Linked DNA regions of Homo sapiens: region 2 is linked to region 1. A link is an interaction called in ENCODE POLR2A ChIA-PET data of the cell type or tissue named here. Cell type or tissue: GM12878. All regions are shown on one strand. Region 1 overlaps CD22 (CD22 molecule). Region 2 has its middle 11 kb from the start of LINC01531.

What was found. Peaks named below come from ENCODE experiments on the same cell type or tissue, not always from the same donor. Only the 100,000 strongest peaks of a DNase experiment are listed, where the experiment ranks them.
Region 2: POLR2A ChIA-PET joins it to region 1 with 5 read pairs; 3 of 35 experiments call an interaction of 5 or more read pairs at or near these places.

Annotation. Positions count from the first base shown.
Region 1 is chr19:35,331,018-35,335,017 of GRCh38, forward strand. CD22 (CD22 molecule) reads left to right here. Exons shown (of 14, transcript NM_001771.4): 2 at 1,002-1,057; 3 at 1,530-1,907. The coding sequence starts at 1,024. Among named protein-coding and RNA genes, the nearest start is that of CD22, 3.8 kb to the left of the region's middle. RefSeq lists an enhancer at 47-96 and a silencer at 2,288-2,497. In GM12878, a CTCF peak has its summit at 2,006; no DNase peak of the experiment used is centred here; H3K4me3 peaks cover 3,837 bases; H3K27ac peaks cover 4,000 bases.
Region 2 is chr19:35,392,567-35,396,566 of GRCh38, forward strand. No RefSeq gene overlaps it. Among named protein-coding and RNA genes, the nearest start is that of LINC01531, 11 kb to the right of the region's middle. In GM12878, no CTCF peak of the experiment used is centred here; no DNase peak of the experiment used is centred here.

The DNA of each region.
Region 1 (4,000 bases):
TTCAAGCAATTCTCCTGCCTCAGCCTCATGAGTATCTGGGATTACAGGTGTACGCCACCACGCCTGGCTAATTTTTTGCATTTTGAGTAAAGATGGGGTTTTGCCATGTTGGCCAGGCTGGTCTTGAACTCCTGACCTCAAGTGATCTGCCTGCCTTGGCATCCCAAAGTATTGGGATTACAGGTGTGAGCCACTGCGCCTGGCTCACCCATACTTTGTTACTGGTTTTAGAATTCCTTTTTACCTGGTCTTTCAAACCAAGTTTTGACCATGTCTGTCCCTGAGTATAATCCTTGATGAGTAGCACCAGAGAGAGCTCCACGTTACCCGGGGCCTGGCATTCAAAGCACTCAGTGGTCTGGTGCCACTCAAAGCCTGTGAGCCAGGCAGGAAGTTTATAAAATTAGAGATGGATGAATGGATGGATGGGAAAAAGCAAGCAAGGGAGGAAGGAAGGAAGAAAGGAAGGAGTTCTGGGAAGAGAGAGAGGCTGCCCCCGCAGGGCTCTCAGTTTGAAGGAGAGGTGCAGCACACTCAGAAAAAACTCCCGGCCAGGAGTGGTGGCTCACACCTGTAGTGCCAGCACTTTGGGAGGCCAAGGCTGGCAGATCACCTGAGATCAGGAGTTCAAGACCAGCCAGGCCAACATGGTGAAACCCCATCTCTACTGAAAATACAAAAATCAGCCAGGCGTGGTGGCACCTGCCTTTACCCAGCTACTTGGGGGGCTGAGGCCAGAGAAACGCTTGAGCCTGGGAAGCAGAGGTTGCAGTGAGCGGAGATCACACCACTGCACTCTAGCCTGGGAGACAGAGCAAGACTCTGTCTCAAAAAAAAAGAAAGAACTCCGTGAGCATCCCAAATGCCACATCCCCATAATGCAACCAGACCCGGTCCTCCCGGATCCAGGGGAAGGGTCGGAGCTCAGTGGGTGAGCAAGAAAAGCCACGTGGAAGAAGTAAGCGGCCAGATGGCTCAAAGACAAACTCTCCCCTGCTCAGGCTTGCACCCAGACACGACACCATGCATCTCCTCGGCCCCTGGCTCCTGCTCCTGGGTAAGGACTGTGGCCTGGGCTAGTACTGGGGTTCTGGGATGTCAGTGGGCACTGGAGGAGGAGGAAAGACCCAGGCAGAGAGGCGTCAACATAGGGTAGGGTGGGGGCAGCGGTGTGTATAGATAAATGTACATACAAATATATATGTTTCCCATATATACATACACTTCTCTCATTGCATCCTGCTGTCTTTGTGTATCTCTGTATTTCTCCCACTATCTTCAGAGGGAATTCTTTAGTCTTTAGAAAGCTCTCTGCTGGGTGCAGTGGCTCATGCCTGAAATCTCAGCACTTTGTGAGGCTGAGGTGGGAGGATCACTTGAGGTCAGGAGTTCAAGGCCAGCTTGGACAACATAGCAAGACCCCTATCTCTAAAAAGAATAAAAAATTAAACAAATTTTAAAATAAAAAATAACTTTTAAAAGAAGGCTCTCATGCCCCCTTAGTAATGCTTTCTGATCACTGTGGTGAGTTCTAGAATACTTGGCTTTCTCTGACTCAAGTAAATGGGTTTTTGAGCACCCTGAAACCCTCTACGCCTGGGAGGGGGCCTGCGTCTGGATCCCCTGCACCTACAGAGCCCTAGATGGTGACCTGGAAAGCTTCATCCTGTTCCACAATCCTGAGTATAACAAGAACACCTCGAAGTTTGATGGGACAAGACTCTATGAAAGCACAAAGGATGGGAAGGTTCCTTCTGAGCAGAAAAGGGTGCAATTCCTGGGAGACAAGAATAAGAACTGCACACTGAGTATCCACCCGGTGCACCTCAATGACAGTGGTCAGCTGGGGCTGAGGATGGAGTCCAAGACTGAGAAATGGATGGAACGAATACACCTCAATGTCTCTGGTAAGGCCTTCGGGGAGCGGGTCCTCTGCTCTGGGCAGGGGTGAGTGGGAGGCAGGAAATACCTGACTCCTGGCACAGAGCTCACAAACCGAGCTTCCTGCAGAGCTCAGGCAGGGGACGCCAGCGGATGACGATGGCGATGCAGCAGCACTAGACAGAGCTGCGGGACCTCGGATGTCCCATCTGACCCTCAGTTCCTGCCCCTCTGGGACCTGGATTCCAAAGTTATCGGATCTCCTGATCTTTCCCTCTTTCTTTCTCACCATGTATTTTTCAGCTTTTGTGACAAACTCGTGTTTGGCCTTAGTACTGGAACCATCCAAGCACCGCATTCCTTTAGTGGGGTGGGTCTGCATGTAACCAGCCTCAGCTCTCCCCCAGGCTGGACCGCCCCCTTCAGACATTGGGGTCTGAAGCTGCATCGCTCACCCCAAACTTAGGGCTGCTCAGAGCTCCCTATAGAGGAAACTGGGTGTGGAACGGAGTAACCACACTCCCTAGGGCAGAGGCCCCAGACCTGTGTTTGATGGGTCAAATCCACCCCTACATGTGCAGTGCCATAACTGAGCCTGTGTTATAAAAATCATAAAATGTTTGTTTTACTTTTTTTCCTCTTCTTTTCCCCTTCCCCTTCCTTTCCCTTTTTATGAGACAGGGTCTCGCACTGTCATCACCCAGGCTGGAGTGCAGTGGCGCGATCTCAGCTCACTGCAGCCTTGATCTCCCGGGTTCAAGCAATCCTCCCACCTCCAAAGTAGCTAGGATCACAGGTGCATGCCACCATGCCCAGCTAACTTTTTAATTTGTTGTAGAAATGGGTCTTGCTATGTTGCCAGGCTGGTCTTGAACTCCTGGCCTCAAGCAATCCTCCTGCTTCAACCTCTCAAAGCATTAGGATTACAGGCATGAGTCACCGCACCCGGCCTGATCTTCTGATTTTTCAAGAGACGATGGAAATCTAGATTTTCCAGTGAAATCTCCCAGCATGTTAATGTTCATGGCAAGTTCTCATGAGCTCTTCAAGGTCAGATGACACTGTTGTTGAACCCCAAAGGCCAGGTTTGAGCTCCCGATGCGTAGTCAGCCAAACACTGACACCTCAGTGCTTAGAAGCTGAGATAGGATTATTTAATTTAGCCAAAGCAAGGGGACAGAAGAGAGAAACTCTCAAATCTGACCTGACTTTGAGCGTTAGTGGGGGCTTTTATGAGTAAAGTAGGTGTGCAGGAGGTGACCTCCCGATCGTCAAAGCTGTTGTGCCCCTCGGCTCATCAAATTTCTGGATGTCATCAAGGAGGTCTGTGTGACCTAAGGATCATTGTTCTTTGAAAGAGAGACAAGTTCATTTATCTTGCAGGCAGCTGCCAGGGAGTCAGGATGTAAGTTAAACAATTATGAGTGAATTAATGGTTACCTGCTACTGAAATGACCAAATGTAACTAATCATGCATGGAGGAAGGAAAGGACAAAGAGAAAAGAAAAGAAGTAAAACGAACATCTTATAATTTTTATAACATAGGTTCAGTTATAGCACTGCACATGTAGGGGTGGCTTTGACCCATCAAACACAGGTGTGGGGGGCCCCTGCCACAGGGAGTGTGGTCACTCCGTTCCACACCGTTTCCCGGATGGGCAGTTCTGAGCAGCCTTAAATTTGGGGTGAGCAATGCAACTTCAGACCCCGCTGTCTGAAGGAGGTGGTCCAGCCTTGGGGAGAGCTGAGGCTGGGTGCACACAGACCCACTCCACTAAAGGAATGCGGTGCGTGGATGGCTGCAATACTGAAGGAAGCCATGAAAGTAACACAAGTTTGTCAAAGCTGAAAAGTCCGTGAACTAAACTGATAAAATTCACTTAGAGGTGGTGGGAATAGGCCGGGCACGGTGGCTCACGCCTGTAATCCCAGAACTTTGGGAGGCCGAGGCAGGCGGATCACAAGGTCAGGAGATCGAGACCATCCTGACTAACACAGTGAAACCCTGTCTCTACTAAAAATGCAAAAAGTTAGCCAGGCGTGGTGGCAGGCGCCTGTAGTCCCAGCTACTCAGGAGGCTGAGGCAGGAGAATGGCGTGAACCCGGAAGGTGGAGCTTG
Region 2 (4,000 bases), 62 kb after region 1:
ACGTGCACTGTGCATTTCCTACAAGTCGTACTGTTGAATTAAATGATATGTACATGTAAAGCTTTGATAAATATCGATGAATTACCTTCCCCGGCTGAGTCAACCCTTTCTTCCCCAACAGTCTGTAAGAGACCCCATAACTCTGCTGACAAGAGAAAATATTGTATTTTAATTTTTTGAGATGATATTTAGAATTTAGAAACTTAAGTATTAGTCTGGGATTTCCAGAGAAACAGAACCAATAGAGTGTGTGTATGTGTGTCTGTGGGTGTGTCTGTGTGTCTGTGTCTCTGTGCATGTGTCTGTGTGTGTATGTGTGTCTCTGCGGTGTGTGTGTGTCTGTGTGTGTGTCTGTGTATGTATCTGTGTGTGTGTCTCTGTGCATGTCTGTGTGTGTCTCTGTGTGTGTGTACCTCTGTGTGTCTCTGTATGTTTTTGTATGTGTGTCTCTGTCTGTGTCTCTATGTGTGTCTCTGTGTGCATGTCTGTGTGTGTGTTTCTCTCTGTGTGTGTTTTTGTGTGTGTCTGTATATGTGTCTCCATGTGTGTGTCTGTATGTCTCTGTGTGCGTCTGTGTGCATGTATGTTTGTGGCTCTGTGTGTTAATGTGTGTCTCTGTGTATGTGTTTCTGTGTGCATGTTTGTATGTGTTTCTGTGTGTCTCTGTGTGTTTTTGTGGGTCTGTGTGTCTCTCTGTGTGTGTGTATATCTCTCTGTGTCTGTGTGTGTCTCTGTGTTTCTGTGTGCATGTCTGTGTGTGTGTCCATGTGTGTGTCTGTGTGTTACTGTGTGTCTCCGTGTGTGTGTCTGTGTGTTTCTGTGTGTGTGTTTGTGTGTGTGTGTGTGTGTGTCTGCATGTCTGCATGTGTGTATAAAGAGATTTATTTAAGGAATTGGCTCATGTGATTGTGAATGCTTGATGAGCCCAAAATCTGACGGAGGAAGCTGGCTGACTCGAGGCTCAGGAAGAAGTTGTGGTTGAGTCTAAAGAGAGCCTGCTGGTGAGCCAGGAAGACCCACTGCTGCAGACAAAGTCTGAATCCAGCATGCAGGAGAATTCTCTTTTGCATGTGGAGGTCAGCCTTTTGTGCTGTTCAGGCCTTCAGTGACTGGAGGAGTCCCCCACATTTTGGAGGGCAATCTGCTTTGCTCAGAGTCCACCAATGTAAATGTCAATCTCATCCAAAAACACCCTCACAGCAACACCCAGAATAACGTTTCACCAAATATCTGGGCACTGTGGCGTGGCCAAGCCAACACATAAAATTAACCGTCATACTCTGTATTATTTTCATATTAATCTCCCAGATTAAAAATGAGATAGACAATATTTACATATTGTGTAGAGTCATTTGTGTTTCTCCCAATACTTGCTTTGTTCTTATTTGACTTACAGGAGTTCTTTGAATATTGGCTTACAAACCTCATATCAGGTGTATAAGTAGAAGGATAGTGGCCTTTTACTTTGTTGATTGTAATGTTTTTCATAGGTTATCTCTTTTTATGTGCTCAAATTTCTCATCATTTTTTGATGACTTCTACATTATGTCATACTGGGAAAAAGCCTCCTTATTTATAAGACTTTTAAAATTACACAATACCTACACAACATTTATTATTTTTAAAAACATTTTTGATCTTGAATGCACCTGCCTTTTATTCTTGTTACCTGGCTGTAATTCTTCCCAGTGGATAGGCAGCTATCCCAACATAATTTACTGAATAGTCCATCCTTTCCTACAGTGGTTTGAAATGAACCTGGATCACTTAAGTAGGAAGAATCCTCTAAATGTAATCTAAAACAACAAGATTTCATCATTTTTACCCATCCTTACCCATAATGAGGAAAAACATTAAAGATTCAAACATCCAGTGTTGGAGAAGGTGCAGGGGAAGGGATTCTGCCATGTACAGCTGGTGGAAATGTAAATTACCAAACACTATCAGGAAGGTAATATGCAAATATCTATCAACAATTTCAAGGCATACCTCTTTGAACTAGCAATTACATAAATTATAGATCTAAAGATTCATCTAACCAAAATACTCACACCTGTTCAGATAGCTAGCTAGCTAGCTAGATAGAAAGATGATAGATAGATAGATAGATAGGTAATAGATAAATTTGCAGAGGCACTGTTTGTTATACCAAGAGAACTGTAAACTATGTAAATTAATCCTAAATGGTTACATAAATTATAAGACAGTCCTAAAATGAAATACCATGTAGCCATTAGAAAGACTCTAGATTGGTATAGGCTGCCATGAAAAGATCACTAAAGCATATTGTAAGGTGAAAAATAAAATTTCAAAAAAAATATGGAGTATGATTCCATTTATGCTTTTTCTTTTCTTTTTTTGAGATGGAGTCTTGCTCTGTCACCCAGGCTGGAGTGCAGTGGTGCCATCTCGGCCCACTGCAACCTCCGCCTCCTGGGTTCAAGTGATTCTCCTGCCTCAGCCTCACGAGTAGCTGGGACTACAGACGCCTGCCACCATGCCTGGCTTATTTTTGTATTTTTAGTAGAGACAGGGTTTCACCATCTTGGCCAGGCTGGTCTCGAACTCCTGACCTCAGGTGATCCGCCTGCCTCAGCCTCCCAGAGTGCTGGGATTACAGGCGCGAGTCACCGGGCCCAGCCCCAGTTATGCTTTTTTTTTTTTTGAAACGGAGTCTCACTCTGTCGCCCAGGCGGGAGTGCAATGGCGCGATCTCGGCTTACTACAACCTCTGCCTCCTGGGTTCAAGCAATTCTCCTGCCTCAGACTCCCGAGTAGCTGGGATTATGGGTGCACACCACCACACTGGCTAATTTTTTGTATTTTTAGTAGAGACGGGGTTTCACTATATTGCCCAGGCTGGTCTCGAACTCCTGGGCTCAAGTGATCTGCCTGCCTTGGCCTCCCAAAGTGCTAGGATTACAAGTGTGAGGCACTACACCCGGCCCCGTGTATGCATTTTTAAACCAAATATTTGTATACGCACATATATGGACATAAACAAAATAGAGGTTTCCTCTGGGAATGGAGAAGTGTCAGGGAGAAGTGAAACGGCATTTCACATTTTACTTTTGTACCGTTGGGTTTTTTTAAAGGCTATATTCACACATTATAATGCAACTTTTTAAAATTAGAGAAATAATAATGGGAAACCATTCAGCACCTTGATTCTGACCAAGTGAGAGCAGATAAGGCAGCACAGGGATTCAAGCTGCCTGGAGACCTCCAGGGTCACTGTGAGGGTGGCTGGAATCATGGGAATAAATAAATGATTTAACATGCTCAGGCTTCTAAGTGCCCATCCCCGGGGCTGCGGAGGAGCGAGGTGCTTAAACCGTTCCCAAGCCTCAGGCATTGAAAGCAGGAGTGTTTTCTCTAAGAAGGAGGGTGCTGTGCTGTAATTGACCTCTTTGGCATTCAGCGTCTGCACGACATCCAGTGCAGCTCTGGGCCGGCGGAAGAGACCAGGCTGCTTGTGCTGGGAGGGGCCGCTGCCCAAGGACAAGTCCTGTACTCACAGCAACGCTGAATCGCAGTCCTGGGCCATCTGGCCCCGGCCTCATAATCACTCTTCTGTCATGAATACTGAATGAAGGTAAACATACAGTCACAGGGCTGTCTTGGCAGCACCCAACTTTAAACCTGTGGCCTATTTCTAGCTCTCCACTGTGCTGAATTCTGTCAAAAACAAACAAATAACATGCTAAAACTATTTTGTGAACATTACTTATTTCACATTAAGAATGTTGCTCTGTTATTGTTTTTTTTTTTTTTTGAGATGGAGTCCCGCTCTGTCGCCCAGGCTGAAGTGCAGTGGCGCGATCACTGCAACCTCTGCCTCCCGGGTTGAAGCAATTCTCCTGCATCAGCCTCCCGAGTAGCTAAGATTACAGGTGTGAGCCACCACGCCCGGCTAATTGTTGTATTTTTGGTAGAGACAGGGTTTTGCCATCTTGGCTAGGCTGGTCTCGAACTGCTGACCTCAGGTGACCCGCCCACC